Regions from separate parts of the Mus musculus genome. Here region 1 is linked to region 2. Evidence: chromatin loops called from intact Hi-C (ENCODE). Cell type or tissue: gastrocnemius. All regions are shown on one strand. Links, peaks and the distances in the headings refer to the core of each region. The heading gives the core; the rest is flanking DNA.

Region 1 (8,325 bases), core at 300-8,299, 43 kb after region 2:
AAAAATCAATCAATCAATCTTCAATGAATCAATCGATCACTGAATCACACACGACCTAGACAGCAAGGGCCTTCCCCTTCTCCAGGGCTCACTTACAGTTCCCCCCTCCCTCTCAGTGGAGGTTAGACAAGATTACATGATTGACTCCAACCCATGAAACCAGCCTTCTCTACAGTTAGGGCAAAAGCAAGAATTCACAGACCGATGGTGTCACTACACTATGGTAGAGCTGCTGTCAGCCTGGACCCCTGAGAGACCCTGTGTGTGGAGCAGAGTGTCCCAGAATTTATTTGTGATAGACAATGGAGAAGTAACCTTGTGATGTTTGTTTTATTTTTTTGGTTTTTGGAGACAGGGTTCCTCTGTGTAGCTCTGGCTGTCCTGGAACTCACTTTGTAGACCAGGCTGGCCTTGAACTCAGAAATCCGCCTGCCTCTGCCTCCCAAGTGCTGGGATTAAAGGCTTGTGCCACCTCGCCTGGCTATTTTGTTTTATTTTCCTGTCAATCCAAACTTGAGCCACCTGGGACAAGGGAGCCTCAGTTGAGGAATGGCTACCATGGGCTTGGCCTGAAGGCACGTCTGTCTGTGGGTCCTTCCCTTGGTTAATGGTTAGGACCTGGCTCACTATCTATCACCCCGAAGCAAGTGAACCTGAGTCCTATAAGAAAAAAAGGAGCTGAGGGACCCATGAAAAGCAAGCCAGTAACCAATGTTCCTCTAAAGTCCCTGCCTTCCAGGTTCCTGCCCTGGCTTTCCTCAGTGCTGGTTTGTGACCTGAAAGTGGAAGGTGAAATTAACCTTTTCCTTTCTAAGACACTTTTGGTCACTGTTTTCTCATAGCAACAGAAACCCTAAATGTGGCATTCACTGAACTATCTCGTCAGCTGGTCTGGCTACCACCTTGTGTTTTTGAGGGTCTGCTAGAGCCTGGAGCTCACTGACCAGGTTAGGTGCACTGGCCAGGAAGTCCCTTCTAGTCTCCTGCTTCCAGTGCCTCATGTGTGCCTGTGCGTGCGTGCGTGTGTGTGTGTGTGTGTGTGTGTGTGTGTGTGTGTGTTTGTGTGAGTCTATATGTGTGTGTGGGCCTATGTGTGTGGTGTGTGCATGCATGTGTGAATGTGTGTGCATGTTTGTGTAAGTCTGTATATATGTATGTGTGTGTGTGGTGTATGTGAGTGTGGTGTGTGTGTGTATGTGTGTGTGTGTGTATTACAAGAGCATGCAGCCAAGCCTGGCTCTTTCCTGTGGGTGATGGGATTTCAACTTGGGTTCTATACTTGCAAGGCAAACAACTTTACCAGCTGAGCCTCAAAGGAATACATTTCTAATGATGGAGCTGAGACTGGAGAAGTTTTAGAAATGTCAGTTCTGATTTCTCAGGGATATGAAAAGCTCTATCCTGACCCTCGTGCTTAGACCATTTTCTATTCTCTCTTTGTTTTGTGGTCGAATTTCTTGGGAGTTTGTGTGGAGGTGACTTCTTCTGAAATCTGACAGTCCCTCTTTGGTACTCCCCTGTCCTTTTCTGGGAAGTGGTGATTTTGGCGTCCACACTTCCTCTTCCTTCCTGGGTAGCAGCAACAGCTAACATGGAGTCTTCCTTATATCTCCCTTGGTCCCTTGGATTTCCTTTCTATCAGCCCCAGAGGATACCTTGCAAGGCTGCATCAGTCCTCCCATCCCTGGCTGTTGCCTCTCGGAGACCAGCAGCAAAATCGGAGCTCAGCAGGCCTGGGTCTGTTCAGTCCTGGGTGGGGACTAGCTTTCTGGCCTTCAGGAACATGTCTTGACATGTTCAGCCCTGGAATTGAAGAGGTGGGGCTGCTTCAGTGCAGGGTGGTGGAGACCTGATGATACCCAACTACCAGCTGTGGGGTGAGGAGGAGCATGAATGGAGACAGAGACCCCAGATAATTAAGGACGTCCCACTTTGCCAGCAGAATAAAAGGTGGTATGTATCTTGTGACATGTATCAGGTGAAGGATGCTTTTGTGCATCTGTGTGTGTGTGCCTGGGGTGTGTATGTGTCAGGTACTGTATGTAGTCATTTTGTCACTTTGTCATTTTGGGGTCTGGAGGGCTCCTCCAACCATGTTTCTGAGTATACATTCACGTGCAATGGTGTGCCTGACTATACATTCAAGTGCAAGGCCAAGAATGTTTGTTAGAAAGACTGAGTAGTCCCAGACTTAATAAATATTTGTTGAGTACTTTTGTGGTGCTCTGGGAAGCCAGAAGTTGTTTAAAATAAATCTCTCCAACACCAGTAGGGTAAAGGCACAGGAGGTCACAGCACTCAGCAGTTCAGTATAAGCCTTTATTCAAGCTGTTTTCTCCCAAAGTAAACAGACAGACAATGTCACTTCTATCTGAGAAGCCTGGAGGCCAAGGGGATTTGGGCAGTTTTGACATCCTGTGCTGGCCCCTGACAGCCCAGCCCTGGGATGGACGACTTGGATGCAGGGACTGGACCGTTCAGGAGCTGGGGCATTGTGGGAGTGGCCATTATGTCTGTCCTGGTTTGGGGGTCTGAAGGGGGTCCTTCAACTGTGTTTCTGAACAGGATGAGGCTTTTGAGGGGGGTTGGGAAGGTGGCCAAGCCCTTCCCAGACTTCCACCCCCCATCACAGAAGAGGAGGCCTGTCTAGGTCAGCTAAATCCGAGGAGGAAGACTGGGCATGTCTGGGCAGCGATCTCTAGACATCGGAGAGCAGATGTCAGAACTCACAGCTTCTCCAAAGCAGGATTTTGATCTTTTAACTAAAGATATCCGTTCAAACTAAGACTCCAGTCTCTGCTTTATTTAAAATTTTTGTTTGTGTTTGTTTTGAGAGAGAGAGGAATTTGTTTTTGTTTTAGAGGCAGGATGTCATGTAACCTTGATGAATTATTGGTCCTCCTGTTTCTGTCTCCTGAGTGCCGGGATTACAGATGTATGCCGCTATCATCTAGATGATGCCTTACTAGGGATCCAACTCCTGGCTTCATACATGTTAGGCAAGCGCTATATTAACGGAGCTACATCCCTTTTTGGATGCATGGTGATCTCAGATAGCTCAGGCTAGCCTTGAGCTCCAAATCCCCCCTGCCTCCCAAGTACCGTGATTTCAGGCATGTACCTCTATGCTTAGCTGAGATGGTGGTCTTGCTATGTAGCCCATGTGACCAGGCTGGATCGTGTAACAAGACTGAAGAAAACCCCCTTCTGCTGGGTGTGATGGCTCAGACCTGTAGTCTTAACTCTAAGCAAGGAAGTTAAGGCAGGAAGATTGCCTTGAATATGAGGGCCACCCTGGGCTACATAGCGAGGCCTCGTCTCAAAAGACCCCAAACAGAAGGAAATAAAACTGACTAGAGACATGGAGGAAGGTGGGAACGGAGAATGTCTTACTGCTATGTCTGTCAGGAACATCCGTAGATGTTTCTAGAATTGTCCTTTATCAATGTCATTTTAGTGGACTGTCTGGATCTTGGGAGGGGGAGTATTAGACATTTCCCTCATTTTGGACCCAGAGAAAGAAATCTGCAAGCAGAGTACTCTGGGCAGCTTGCCAGAGGTCAGCAGGTAGCCATTAGTGTGGTCCCAGTCAGGTCTTGATGCTCTCACTTGCAGGATGTATTATGGTGTGAGAAATGTTCACATGCTGGCTTCTGAAGAGGGGAGAGGGGAGGTAAGGAGCCTGGCGGCTGTTTTTCTTGGTAGTCCGTGGTCTGAGAACTGGACTCAATCTCCCCGATTTCTGAGGCGGTTGACAGCATCCTTTCCTTCTGTGGAACTGCTTTCCTCGTCTGTGAGACAGGGAGGAAATGATCGCGTTCTGGACCCGATGTCCGAGGGGCTTCTGGGAGGAGGGGGAAAAAAATCTCCAGACATAGTGGGACTTCTTGGGATTTTAAACTATTTTTTATTATTTATGGGCTTGTTTTGTTTTTGAGAGGGTCTCAATGGATAGCCCAGGCTGGTCTTGAACCTGTAACGCCCCTCGTGCCTCAATCTCCCAAGTATAGGATTCCAGGCTTTTGCTATCATACTCAAATGATCAATTTATTTATATTTGAAACAGTGTCACATATTTCAAGTTGGTCTCCATCGGAATAGGTAGCTGTCAAAACGACCTTGAATGCCTATTTCCCCCTCCTCACCCCCCACTGGGCGCTGTTATTACAGACGTGACCCCGCATGCCCAGTTTATGGGGCCCTGGAGCTCCAACCCAGGGCTTCACTTCCAGCAAGTTAGGCAAACACTGTACCAACAGACCCACCTCCCGAAACCCAGGATTTTATTTACTAATATCAGTGATCTGGAAAAGAGTTAGTCCTTCCCACAGTTGGTCAGGGACAGACCCATAAACACTCACTCAGCTCTAACTGTACTGTTGTTCATAGATGTATGTGGCTCTGCTGGTGCGCTGCGTGACAAGAGAATAGCCCAGGTGTGGGGGAGGGGAGGGCGCGCCCTCTTAACGCGCGCCGGTTCTAGCTGTCTGGCGCGGGCTTAGATTCCCAGAGGGGAGGGCGGGCCAGCGAGTCCCCGGGATCGGTGAAGGAGTGGGTTGGTCCTGCCTCTGAGGGGGCGGGGCCTGGGCCGACGCTATAAGGAGGCAGCTCGACGCCAACTGCAGCAGCCGAGAGGTGTGAGCCGCCGCGGTGTCAGAGTCTAGGGGAATTGGAGTCAGGCGCAGATCCACAGCGATATCCAGACATTCAGAGGTGAGAGCTTCGTGGCAGGGAACAATAGTTCTTCCCCGTAGCAATGCGCTGAGCCCAGTGGGTGTCCCCAGAAGTGTGTGTGTGTGTGTGTGTGTGTGTGTGTGGTGATGAGTGGATCACCTGTGTGTGTATATGTGTATTTGTGCGTGCCCGCCAGAGTCACAGGTGTGTCCGCGGCAGGTGGATGACGGGTGTGGGTCTGAGCGTCCGTGGTGGCTGAAGGCTTCGTTTGTTGGAGTGTGACGAGGGTCAGGCTATGTCGCGGACTCGGCATACAGAGTCTGAACTCCAGGACCACGGATGGCAGCCACTCTTCCAGTCCTTGGAGACCGGGTCCGAGCGATGGCTGGCGGGGATCGGCTACCGGGAGCTCGCTTCTGGTTGCCAATGTTTCTAGGGATTCCAGGTGCGGCTCGCCCAAAGCGTGAGAATGAAGCTCACGGTGCCCCGAGATGGGTCCTGGGTGGCGGTTGTGACAAGCTTCGGCGAGTCTATCTAGAGCTTAGCGCAGAGCGGTTCTCCGATCCCATGGGTGCCGCCGGATCCCCGGTCCTTGTGAACCAAGTGCCCTGTTTCGCGGTAGCCACCACCCCACTGGGCTCTGAGGTCAGCGCGAGCTGTGTCCTCCGCCCTCGGGATCGTGCCTGGGCACGTCCTAGAGGACAGGCGAGGAGGTGACTCATTGTGACAAGGAGACCCCGGGCACTGGATTGAGACCAGAATCGCGCCACAACTGGGGATGGGTCAGTGGCAGCCCAGAAGCCCCTTTCCCTGCCCGGGTACAGCCTCGTTCCTGCCCCGTCCCCTCCCCCGCGCGGCACAGTGACCTATTTGGCGGGCACAGTATGTTCCCAGGGAACCCGGGACACGGGGAGGTCCAGGACGCGGTGTCCGGTCCCCGCTCGGCGGCGCGCCCTCGGGGACAGGGAGTCTGGGCGGGTCCTGTCCACCCTGCCAGCCCGGGAAGCGCAAAGGGTCCCACCCACCGCGCCCACCACGACCCGGACCAGTGACCGTGGGGCGCGAGAGGAGCCCGCACTGTAGAGCGGCCGGTATCCTCGCGGAGTGAGGCTTACGGGTGCCGTACATCAGACGCCCCGGGGCTGGGGCCCTCGACCCAGTCCACACCCAGTGTAGGAAGGTGACCAGGCTGAGTGCGCCCACTAGGGCACATCCATTCCACTCGGAACCTCCGGGGACAAGGGCTACACTTGCACCCTGGTCGTGCGGGAAATACTTTGGGCTTGGGTTTGGCATTTGGGGGCGCGCTGGCAGCTTCCTCTGTCCCCTACGTCGCGTTTCAGAGAGGACACTCAGGCGGTTTTTTGTTGTCCTCGCCCTCATCTATTTTTATTTTCCAGGGATCTGACTCATCGCGTGCTTTGGGCGTGGAGATCAAGGTGGAGGGGGCCAGAGCTAAGAGCACTTTCTTTGCTCTCGAGTGTCCGTGCGTGCGTGTGTGCGTGCGTGCGTATGTGTGTGTGTGTGTGTGTCTGTGTACGTGCGTGTGTGTGTGTGTGTGTATGCGTGCGCGCGCGCGCGCTCAGTCTGGTTTCCCAACATAGGCGGGAATTTAGGAAGCCTGGGCTCATCGTGACGTGTTTTGTGGCCCGGGGTCCCCCTCCTTTCCTCTCCTCTCTCCACCCCAGGGTGACGCGCAGCTCCGGTGCCCAAGCAGTTTTGGCGGGCGGGCAGCGCCGGGCAGGAAACTGACTCACCACTCCTTGCTCGGCCTACGCGCCGCCTACCGAGCGCCATTTCCTGAGTGCACAGCGCCCCCTACCGGCATCAGTGAGGACTGCAAGGCCGGCTAGGCGCGGGTGGCACCACGGGCTTCTGCCACCCCCACCGCGGCTTAAAGGGAATTAAAATATGCCTGATGGCCAGATACAAGTGATTTTAGCAGGGTGTGCTAGCGGACTATTAGGGAGGCGTGGCCCTTGAGAGACAAGGTGGAGATCGTGCCCCTCTTGGGTTCCTGGTCTTATCTTCAGCTATGAAAAACTGGGGACTATCCAGCCTTAGCCGAGTCCATTGGTGTCTTCCCTTCCTTCCTCTGGCCCCTGTGAGCTACCGTCTGGGGAAGGGCACCAAACTTGTTTTTCGGCTCAGTTTGTCTGGGGAAATGAGCCAATCTATATTTCTATATCTATATAGATCTCTCTCTCTGTCTCTGTGTGTGTGTGAAAGAGAGACAGAGACAGAGAGACAAGCTTACAAAATGGCCCCAGCTACCAGTACTATATAGACAGGCTGGCCCAGTGGCCTGGAACTCATAAGGATCACGTGCCTCTGGTGGAGTGCTGGGATTAAAGACTCTCCCCATAACATGGAGCTCAGTCTATATTTAATAAAAAAGCTTTTCCAGCTGATTTTAATGGAGTCCTCTGGTCATGCCCCTCAAGGTGAGAAGACGAGAGAATGATCAATACTAGACCAAAAGGGTCTGAATTCAAACCCCGCTTGTGAGCCCTGTGCCTTTGGACACACATTCTGAACCTGGATTAGCTCTGCCGTAAAAGAATGTGATATTGCCATCTATTAACGATAGCTTTTGGTGGCTTACAACTGCAATCCCAGCACACTAGAGGCAGAGGCAGGAGGATGACTGAGTTGTACTAAAGGATGTGAATAGGCCCCAAGCTCTACCTGTAGGCAGAGGCCATCTGAGGTCCTTTAGGCCTCTGAGGTCTGCACCTTGAGAATCCTTTTGCGGGCAGTGGGAATCCTTGTTAGACCTGTGTTTCGGTTGGTTGGTGTTTAGCCAGGCTCTCACTATGCACACCAGGATGGCCTTCAACTCACAGACATTTTGCCTCTGCCTCCCGAGTGCTGTGTTTTGGGAATTGGCTGTTTTACTTATTTATGGAAGCCACAATGCTGGCCACGTTCCCTATGTAGTAGCCAAGGTAGACCCTGAACTTCTTTCCCTACCTCTGCCTCCAGCGATTACAGGTGTGTGCCGCCACACCCAGTTTTATAGAGAGCTCCTTGCTTAGCACAAGGCCCAGGCTTTACCATCGGGGCCCCAGACGCTTCATCTCTTCTGGCTTCCTACCTTGAATCATAGTCTGGGTACCCCCTTCTCTCTTCCAGCTGTGGGCAAACTCACCCTGAGGTCTTAAGGAGCTGGGCGTGTGTATGTGTGTGGTAGTGTATGTGGTAAGAGCCCAGGGGGTCTTGCCTCAGGAAGCCACTGGGGCTCACCTTGCAAGCTCAAAGGCCCTCCTTAGAAGCTGCATCCCCTAGTCTTGGAGTCAGGATGGGCCACTCAGGTATCCCTCTTTCCTGGAGAGGAGCCAGGTAAACCAACACCTTTAACTTTTTTTTTTTTTTCAGTGCCTGTAAAACGGGTTCCTTGGGCACAGGCTATAGGCACGTCTGGGGCTGGGAGGTGTCTAGACTCCAGATTACCTGATCTGCCTGGCAGGATGTGGCTCAGCCTGGGAGAGAGCCTTAACCCCGCTCCACCCCTTCAGACTCTCCTCTCCCCCAGGCTACTGCCTCCCCCCAGGCTGCTGCCTCCCCCCAGGCTACTGCCTCCCCCCAGGCTGCTGCCTCCTCCCAGGCTACTGCCTCCTCCCAGGCTGCTGCCTCCTCCCAGGCTACTGC
Region 2 (8,325 bases), core at 85-8,084:
ATGCCAGCCGCCCTGGCAGATAAAGCCTCAGACAGATGGCAAACAGAGCTTGCCCCAAGGAGTCAACACAGGTCTGATTTAACCTGTGGTTTGTGCTTGTCCCTGCCCCCAGGGCTGCCTGCTCGTGTTCTGCTTTTGTCACCACCCCACTCCTGTGGCCAGGTTGGCACTCTGTTAATAGTAACCAACACGAGGCTCCTGTGAGCACAGGACCTGACTGCAGGCACGCACAGCACTGCCCCACCAAAGTTCCAGGGTCAAGGTGGAGCCTGCACAGGGTTGAGCACAGCATTGCCAGGCCTGGCCCTTGTTGGCAGTAGACTCCCTCCAACACGTGTTGGCTCTGAGGCATAGTAGAGCAGGTGGGCTGCCCACCCCAAGGATTTTACAAGCACCGTCTGCATCCATTTTAGTGACAGGGTTTCTCTGTAGCCCTGCGTGTCCTGGTATTCAAAAAGAGATCTACCTGTTTCTGATTCCTGGGTGCCAGGGACCAAAGGCACCACCACCATCCAGTCTTTTATTTAAAAAAAAAAAAACATATTTGAGAAAGTTTTTTTTTTTTTAAGATTTAGTTATTTTTATTATATGTAAGTACACTGTAGCTGCCTTCAAACACTCCAGAAGTCAGATCTCATTACGGATGGTTGTGAGCCACCATGTGGTTGCTGGGATTTGAACTTCGGACCTTTGGAAGAGCAGTCGGGTGCTCTTACCAACTGAGCCATCTCACCAGCCGGAAAAAAGTATTAGTTTGTACAGGTGTTTTGCCTGTGTGTGTCTGTGTGCTGGTGCCTACAGAAGCCAGAAGAGGATGTTGGATCCCCTAGAACTGGAGTTACATATGGCGCCACCATTTGGGTACTGGAGATCAGACAAATACTGGTTAGTTGTGTTGTAGAGGATAATGAATAGGTGAGGGACAAATGCTACACCTGTAGAGGTCAGTCCAACACTGGGGACCAGACTCAGGTGGTCAGACCTGGGCCAGCAAGCATATTTACCTGCTGAGCCATCTCACTGGTCTACACCCCCCACGCATACTTTTTTTTTTTTTTTTTTTTTTTTTGGTACAGGGTCTTTTTATGTAGCCCAGGCTAGCCTTGACTTTATGTAAACCTTGAACTTGACAGTGAGCCTTCTGCCATTGTCTCCTGACTGAGAGTCTAGATATATAGGCCATGTCTGGTTATTTATTTACTTTGAATCTTTCTTTGAGACGGGGTCTAGTTAATGTAGTCCAAGTGGTCTTTTGAACTACAGGCTCTTCTACTAGAGCTTCCTGCTTGCAGAGATTACAGCTTGTGCCACCTTGCCACCATTCAGAGATGGTTTTGAGTGTCAAGGATAATTTGAGGTAGAAGGTTTTTTGTTTAACCCTTTCTTACCAGCACAGGAATCAGGAGGTGAAGACTAGTTAATCCTGACAAGCCTGGTGGGGCTGAGCTGAGCAGCCACCAACTCAGGGTACCTGAGGCCCATCACCTTGAGTGTGTATGGCCTAGGGAATACAGGTCAGCCACAAAACATAGTTACTTCCAATATTAAAACAGAGCCAGCAAATTACCACCTTCTAGACTATGAGATGACCCAGTTCCTAACACATTAGCATTCAAGGTGCTCTACCAACGTGGCTTGGTAGAGTGCTTGCTTAGCATGCATGAGGCCTTAGGTATCATCCCTGGCATCACATGAGACCAGGCATGATGGTACATACTTATAATACCAGTGCTTGGGAGTTAGAAGCAATGGGGTCAGAAGTGCAAGGTGTTTTAAAAAAGCAAACAAGAAAGATGGTAGTGGTTGCACACCTTTAATCCCAGCACTCAGTGGCAGAGGCAGACAGATCTAGAGAGTCCCAGGATAGCCAGGGTTACATAGAGAAAGGGAGAGAGGAGAGGAAACAAAGGAAAGCAGAGAGATGGCTCGGTGGTTAAGAATGCTTCTTGCTCTTGAAAAGGACCTGAGTTCAGCTCCCAGCACCCATGTCAGGAGGTTCACAACTGCTTTGTAACTAACTTCAGGGGTCTGATGCCCTCTTATGGCCTTTGAGGGACACACACACAAGATAAATCTTAATAATCTCAATAAGCGTTCTTAGCTATGTAGGGAATGTAAGGCCAGCCTACAGGGCAGGGAAGAGTGCTGTATGGCAATTCATGCCTACAAAACACAGGGCATGACAACATGCACACAAAGGGTCTACCTTAATGGCTGCCCATGAGGCAGGGGATCACAGGGACCTCCTGGAAGAGACAAAAAAATATGCAAAACAGGAGGTGAAAATAGAAACCACTGCCTGGTGATAGAATTAAGTCACCCACTTAGTATTAAAAAGTTAATAATAAAATTTGGGGGCTGGAGAAATGGCTCAGTGGTTAAGAGTACTGACTGCTCTTCCAGAGGCCCTGAGTTCAATTCCCAGCAACCACATGGTGGCTCACAACCATCTGTATGCCTTCTTCTGGTGCGTCTGAACAGAGTGACAGTGTACTCACATTAAATAAATCTTTAGAAAATAATCATAAAATACGAGCACAATCAGAGATGGCTCAGGGGTTAAGAGCATTGGCTGCTCTTCCAGAGGACCCAGGTTCAATTCCCAGGACCCACTCTGCAGCTCACAGCCCTCTTCTTAGCCTCTAGGGGCATACATGATGCATGCCATACATAAAACACCCAGACGAATAAGACCAACAGGGAAAGGAAGCAGGATGGCTCTGGGCTCAACAGTGATACATAGTAGGTGCCTCACCACAGTGTGGGGCTCAGAAGAGCTTTCTGGGAGGACGGGGATCATTAGACACACCCACTCCTGTCAGTGCCAGGATTCGTGCCCCGGGCCAACCTCCAAGACCTGACAGAAGATGTTAAGGGTGGCTTGGAGAGTAGAGGTCACAGTCACTACTTTGGGGTCTTCATCACTGTTAGTTCACGAAACCCATCAGGATGCCAGGACATTGCCACCAACCATCACTGTAACTGATGACAGTGGCCTGGGTCATTATGGGCACCAGCCAAACGCTGATTTCCAAGGTTCCACTGCTGTTTCCTATGCCAATGGAATGTACCTATAAAACGGCAGTCACGGGTCTTGGTGGCATATGGTGGTGGGGGGTGTGGGGAGTAGGAGCCTGTCTAACCAGCTGGCCACCGCCCCGCCCTGGGCACAGAGTCTGTAGTTCCGCCTCAGATCACAAGGTGGCAGCAGCTAACAGTTCCAGACAAGCAAGGGATCCCAAAAAGGCCTTCAAAAACAGCTATTCCATTTTATTATGTTTCGTTTGTTCTATATTTTATTTGAAAGAGGGTCTATAAACTAAGAATAACCTTAAACGTTTTTCTCTTTTTTTTTTTTTTTTTTTTTTAAATTTGAGAGCTCTCTATATAGCCCTGGTTGTCCTGGGTCTTGCTATGTAGGCCAGGCTGGCTGTGAAGTCACAAAGATCTGTCTACTTGTACTGATTGTGTGTGTGAGTGTGTGCATGTGCATGCACTCATGCTTGCCCGTGCAGCTAAGTGGCCTTAAGTGTGAGGCGTGGAGGTGGTTCTCTTCACCTGGTGTGGGTTTTGGGGATTGAACTCTGGCCATCAGGTTTTCAAAGCAAAAGAGGCAAGGGTCTTATCTCCCTAAGTCATCTTTTGCCCTAGAAGGTGAATCTTTCTCTATACTTGTTGGCCCCTCCCATTCACTATCATAGAGACGTTTATGTGTATGTGTGTGTGGGTGCTCGAGTGCGTGTGCTCACTTGTGTGCATGCTTGAACACGCACGCATGTCCTCTTGAGTACATGCAGGTAAGGTGTGACTATAGGCGTGTGTGTAAAGCCATAGTGTAATGTGTGACTGTTTCTGTAGCTGGCAGTGTGTGAGGTGTACCCTTGTGACTAAGTCTGGGTAAAAGTGATGTAACTGTGTGTGAGACTATGTGGGCGACTGGCTATACGGGATGTGCCCCTATCATTGAATGTGGATGATGGCCACTGGATGACTGTGGGGTGGAGGGTGGGGATCAGCAGGCTCAGGTGTCGCCAGAGAGGCGGGAGGAAACTATAAACCTGGGCAATGGCCCCTTATCAGCGAGTCCTTCTGCTGGGTCCACAAGGGCAGAGGGCAAAGTCCATGCAGATAAGAGTGCTGGGCGCCAGAGGTATTTAGGAAGAGGAGGTGGGGTCCTACACTTGGAGTCCAGGGGAAAGAAAGAGCCCATGCTAAGTTCCATGAAGCTCCTAGATCTGGGATGGAGCAACACTGAGTGCTCAAACAGCCTGATCATCTCTTATACAGTGGGCAGGAGAAACGACCCTCCCAGGCTCAGCTTCTCCACCTGTCTTATGGTAGAAGGCTGTGGTCACCTTTATAGACCCTGCATATAGACTGGAGAAGACTCTGCTTTAACACACTCAGAAGCGTCCTACGAAGGGACCGGTGCTCATGAGGCATTGTGGACGAGAGAGACTGGGAGAGGAGCCCACACAGAGCCCGGCAACAGCACTGCTAGCTATAGCTGTTATTTTTCAGTCCTCTGCCACCCCAGCCTTCCAGGGACCACTGCCCTCTGGCTAGCACAAACCCTGGCTATCCCAGGGTGTGGGTGTCTGAAAGCACCAGCCAGCCTGAGGGGCTGCCATTGTGGTGACCTTGGAGACCAACCCTAGCCAGCTTCTGCCAGGGCTTCTGGCAGCTGAGCACCCCAGTTCTCTTAAAAAAACTCCATCTCGAGGAGTTTCTCCAGTTTCTCCTTTTGTTGGGAACGGGGCCGGGGAGGCTTGGGTGTCATTAGGGATTATTTTCAAACTACCGCCTTCCATCAGGTGCTGGCTAGAGTCTACTGGTCACCATGGAATTTCTTTTTTTAGTGTGTCAACAGCCGGGTTGTAGGCAGCTGTCCCCCAGCCAGGGCGGGAAGCCGCCTGTTACCCCGAACTGCCCGGCTCGGATTTCCTGGGCAGACACTTGCCTGCCTTTCATCTCACAGTCACGGAGCCCGGAAAGTGACTTCGAGACCACACGTCTTGTTGTGTCTAGTTATTCTGATGGCTTCACCTGGGAAGCCCTTTCCAAACATCAAAACCACACAAGAAGAGGGCATTTGGGTGGCTGGAGAACCTCTTCACCCGGGCTGCCCCTCGGAGGTGGTGGGCACAAAGTGCCAAGTCAGAGAGGAAGCTGAGAAAGCATTAAAATTCCCATCACAAGCTAATGTGTGTCTCAGAGCTAGAGCTGGTCCTGAAGCCCAGGAAGCAGGGAGGGGGTGGAGGAGGGAGTTAGAATTGAAAGCTCTGAAGGAACCTGGCCCTTTAAGAGAGGAGAGTGTGTGTGTGTGTGAGTGTGTGTATTTATGTGTGTGTGTGTGCATGTATGTATGTATGTGTGTGTTGATGTGAGTGTGTGAATGTGTGTGGGTGTATATACATGTGTTTATGTGGTTGTGTGAATGTGTGAGTGTGAATGTGTGTGTGTATGTATTCACATATATGGGAATGTGTGTATGTGAATAGGTAAGTGTGAGTATATGGGAATGTATGTATGTATATGTGCATATTTGTGTGAGTGTGTGTATGTGTATATGTGTGAATGTGTATATGTATGTATGTGTATGTATGTATATGTAAAAGTACATACATACACGTGTATGTGAATGAGTATGTATATGTGTGTATGACTGTATGTGTGTATATGAATGTGTATGTGAGTGTGCATATAAGTGTGAGTGTATACATGTGTGAATGTGTGTATGTGAATATGTGTATTTATGTATGTGTGTATATTTGTGTAGGAGTGTGTATGTGTGTACATGTACGTACATGTGAATGTATGTATGTGTATGTGACAGTGTGTATGAGTGTATGTGAGTATGTGTGTGCGTGTGTATGTTGGATGCCTAGGTGTGTTAGGAGAGCAGTTGCCCTGAACAGATCATAGAATGGAGAAATTCAGCGTGTTTATTCAGCATCTTTTATATGCCGTGTACATTCCAGCCACTGAAGTCGGTGAGTGAGATGGAATCCTTCAGTGGGACTGTGAAATGGGAAGAGATGGGCTGGTGAGAGGGCTCAGTGAGGAAAGGCACTTGCCACCAAGCTTGATGACCTGAGTTTGAACCCTAGAACTCAGCCAGTAGAAGGAGAGAGTGTACTCCTGCATCTGTCCTTTGATCACAAATGCATGCACACGCACATGTATACACAATAAAATGTAATACTGTTTTTTAAAATAGTAGTTACATAGTGAGACCTTACCTTAAAAAAGGCGGTGGGGGGGGCTGGGCTGCTCTTTGGTTAAGAGCCCTAGCAGAGGACTCAGGTCTAGCTCCCTCTTCCGATCTTTAAGGCTCCAGGCACAAACCTGGTGCACACCTGGACTTGTGGGTAAAACACTCACACTTTAAACAAAACAGGGGCTGGAGAGATGGCTCAGGTGGTTAAGAGCACTGACTGCTCTCCAGAGGTCCTGAGTTTGATTCCCAGCAACCACATGGCTCAGATGATCCGATCTGGAGTGTCTGAAGACAGCTACTGTGTACTCAGATACATAAAATAAACAATTCTTTTTTGTTTTTTTTTGAGACAGGGTTTCTCTGTGTAGCCCTGGCTGTCCTAGAACTCACTCTGTAGACCAGGCTGGCCTCGAACTCAGAAATCCGCCTGCCTCTGCCTCCCAAGTGCTGGGATTAAAGGTGCGCGCCACCACGCCCGGCTAATAATTCTTTTAAAAATAAAACAATGAATCTAAAAAATAAAAAGGGTTCATGACTCCAGATACCATTTTTGTTTCTCCGTTTTGGGAACCAAACCTAGGTCCTCCAGCACTGGCAGTCAGCGTGAACTCTTATTGGGCGATACCCTTACCCAAGGCACTGTTTTCTTACTCACTCCACCCTCAGCACATAACTTAAGGTAATGTGTCCTTATTATCCCCAACCTGTAGGGGCAGGAGAGAAGGCTTGGAGTAGCGGAGGGAGAATTCGAACCCAGAGTCTTGGGTTTGTGCTCAGTGTTCTTCTGTTTCTGAGCCTTCAAGAGAGCAGGGTGGGTCTGGCGGGCTGACAGAGGGAGCAGGGAGTGTCTTTGGAAGATTAATCTTGGGATGGCATCTGGGGTTTGTTTGGGAGACAGATGGCTTTGGAGACAAGAGGCCTTATGGGACAGAGACAGGTGTGAAAGATGGGGCAGAAGGACGGTCCTCAGGCCATGTCCTGGCTGGAACTGGCAAGCTTAGGCAGAATCCTTCTTCTTTGGTGGAAGAGTGAGAGCTCCTATCTCCCTGCAAAGCGCTCTTCTTACAGAACTATAATTCAGAATGAGTACAGAGCCGAGGACGCCAGACTCAGCCAGAGGACGTGGTAGCCCTTTTGCAAGATGTCTGACCTCTGACTTTCTCCACCCCCAGCCAAACCCAAACTTGGTAGATTTTGTTTTGTTTTTTAAGAATTCTTCTTATCTGGCTGGAGAGACTGCTTAACAGGTAAGACCACCGGCTGCTCTCCCCGAAGGCCCAGGATCTCTCCCAGCACCCACAATGGCACCTCACAATGCTCTGATTCCAGTCCCAGTGGATTAAAATCTGAGATCTCCCTGCCTCTGCCTCCTGAGCACTGGGAATAAAGGACTTGGGCCACCGCCACTATCCAGCTTATAGTTGACTCTAAGCTGGCTCTGCCTTCAGACACACATGGCAGGGACGGAGGTGCTTCCATGACTGGGGAGCAGTATCAAGGAGGAGTTTCCAGGTTGTTTTTGAAGAACTTCCTCAGCCTGGCTAGCCCTTGAGGGCTGGGAATTCCTGCCTGGGAATTTTTCCAATATTCTGACAGCTGTTTCTTCCCTTTCCGCGGTTTTATTATTTTCTTGTTCAGTTCCAAATCCTCCTTTCGCTTTCTGTATGGCAGCCAGGACTGGCTTGGAGGGTGGGGACCTGGCATGTGCTGTGTCAGGAGCTGTGACCTCCTCGGCCAGCAGTGCCAAGCATTGGATGGGATGCAAGAGGAAGCAGGAGGCAGAGGCAGAGGAAGCGAGGCCTGCTGAGGGGCCTCCCGTCTTTCTGAAACTCCAGCTTCAGCTCCCACTAACCGGGTGGCTGTGAGCTACAGGTGGGCCCTGTCATCAAAGTGGATCAGCAGGTAGAGAAACTTGCTGCCAAAGGACAAGCAGAGTCCACAGCTGGAACCCACGTGGTAGAAGGCAAGAACCAACCCCCCTGAAGGCTGTTCTCTGCCCTCCACAGAGGAGTTATGGTACAATTACACACACACACACACACACACACACACACACACACACACAATCAATCAATCAATCAACAAATGTAATTGAAAGATCTTGT

Evidence for each region. Peaks named below come from ENCODE experiments on the same cell type or tissue, not always from the same donor. Only the 100,000 strongest peaks of a DNase experiment are listed, where the experiment ranks them.
Region 1: it touches region 2 in a loop (4-fold over the local background); 37 of 42 quality-filtered maps call a loop at or near these places.

The regions. Positions count from the first base shown.
Region 1 is chr17:29,089,149-29,097,473 of GRCm38, forward strand. It overlaps Cdkn1a (cyclin-dependent kinase inhibitor 1A (P21)), which reads left to right and starts at 4,621. Exons shown (of 3, transcript NM_007669.5): 1 at 4,621-4,713. In gastrocnemius, for the core only: no CTCF peak of the experiment used is centred there; DNase peaks (open chromatin) are centred at 3,552, 4,179, 4,567, 4,961 and 2 more places; H3K4me3 peaks cover 3,279 bases; H3K27ac peaks cover 3,285 bases.
Region 2 is chr17:29,046,148-29,054,472 of GRCm38, forward strand. No RefSeq gene overlaps it. Among named protein-coding and RNA genes, the nearest start is that of Gm41556, 6.0 kb to the right of the region's middle. In gastrocnemius, for the core only: a CTCF peak has its summit at 3,198 (motif pointing right); DNase peaks (open chromatin) are centred at 277, 3,159, 4,869, 7,111 and 1 more place; H3K4me3 peaks cover 1,398 bases; H3K27ac peaks cover 3,016 bases.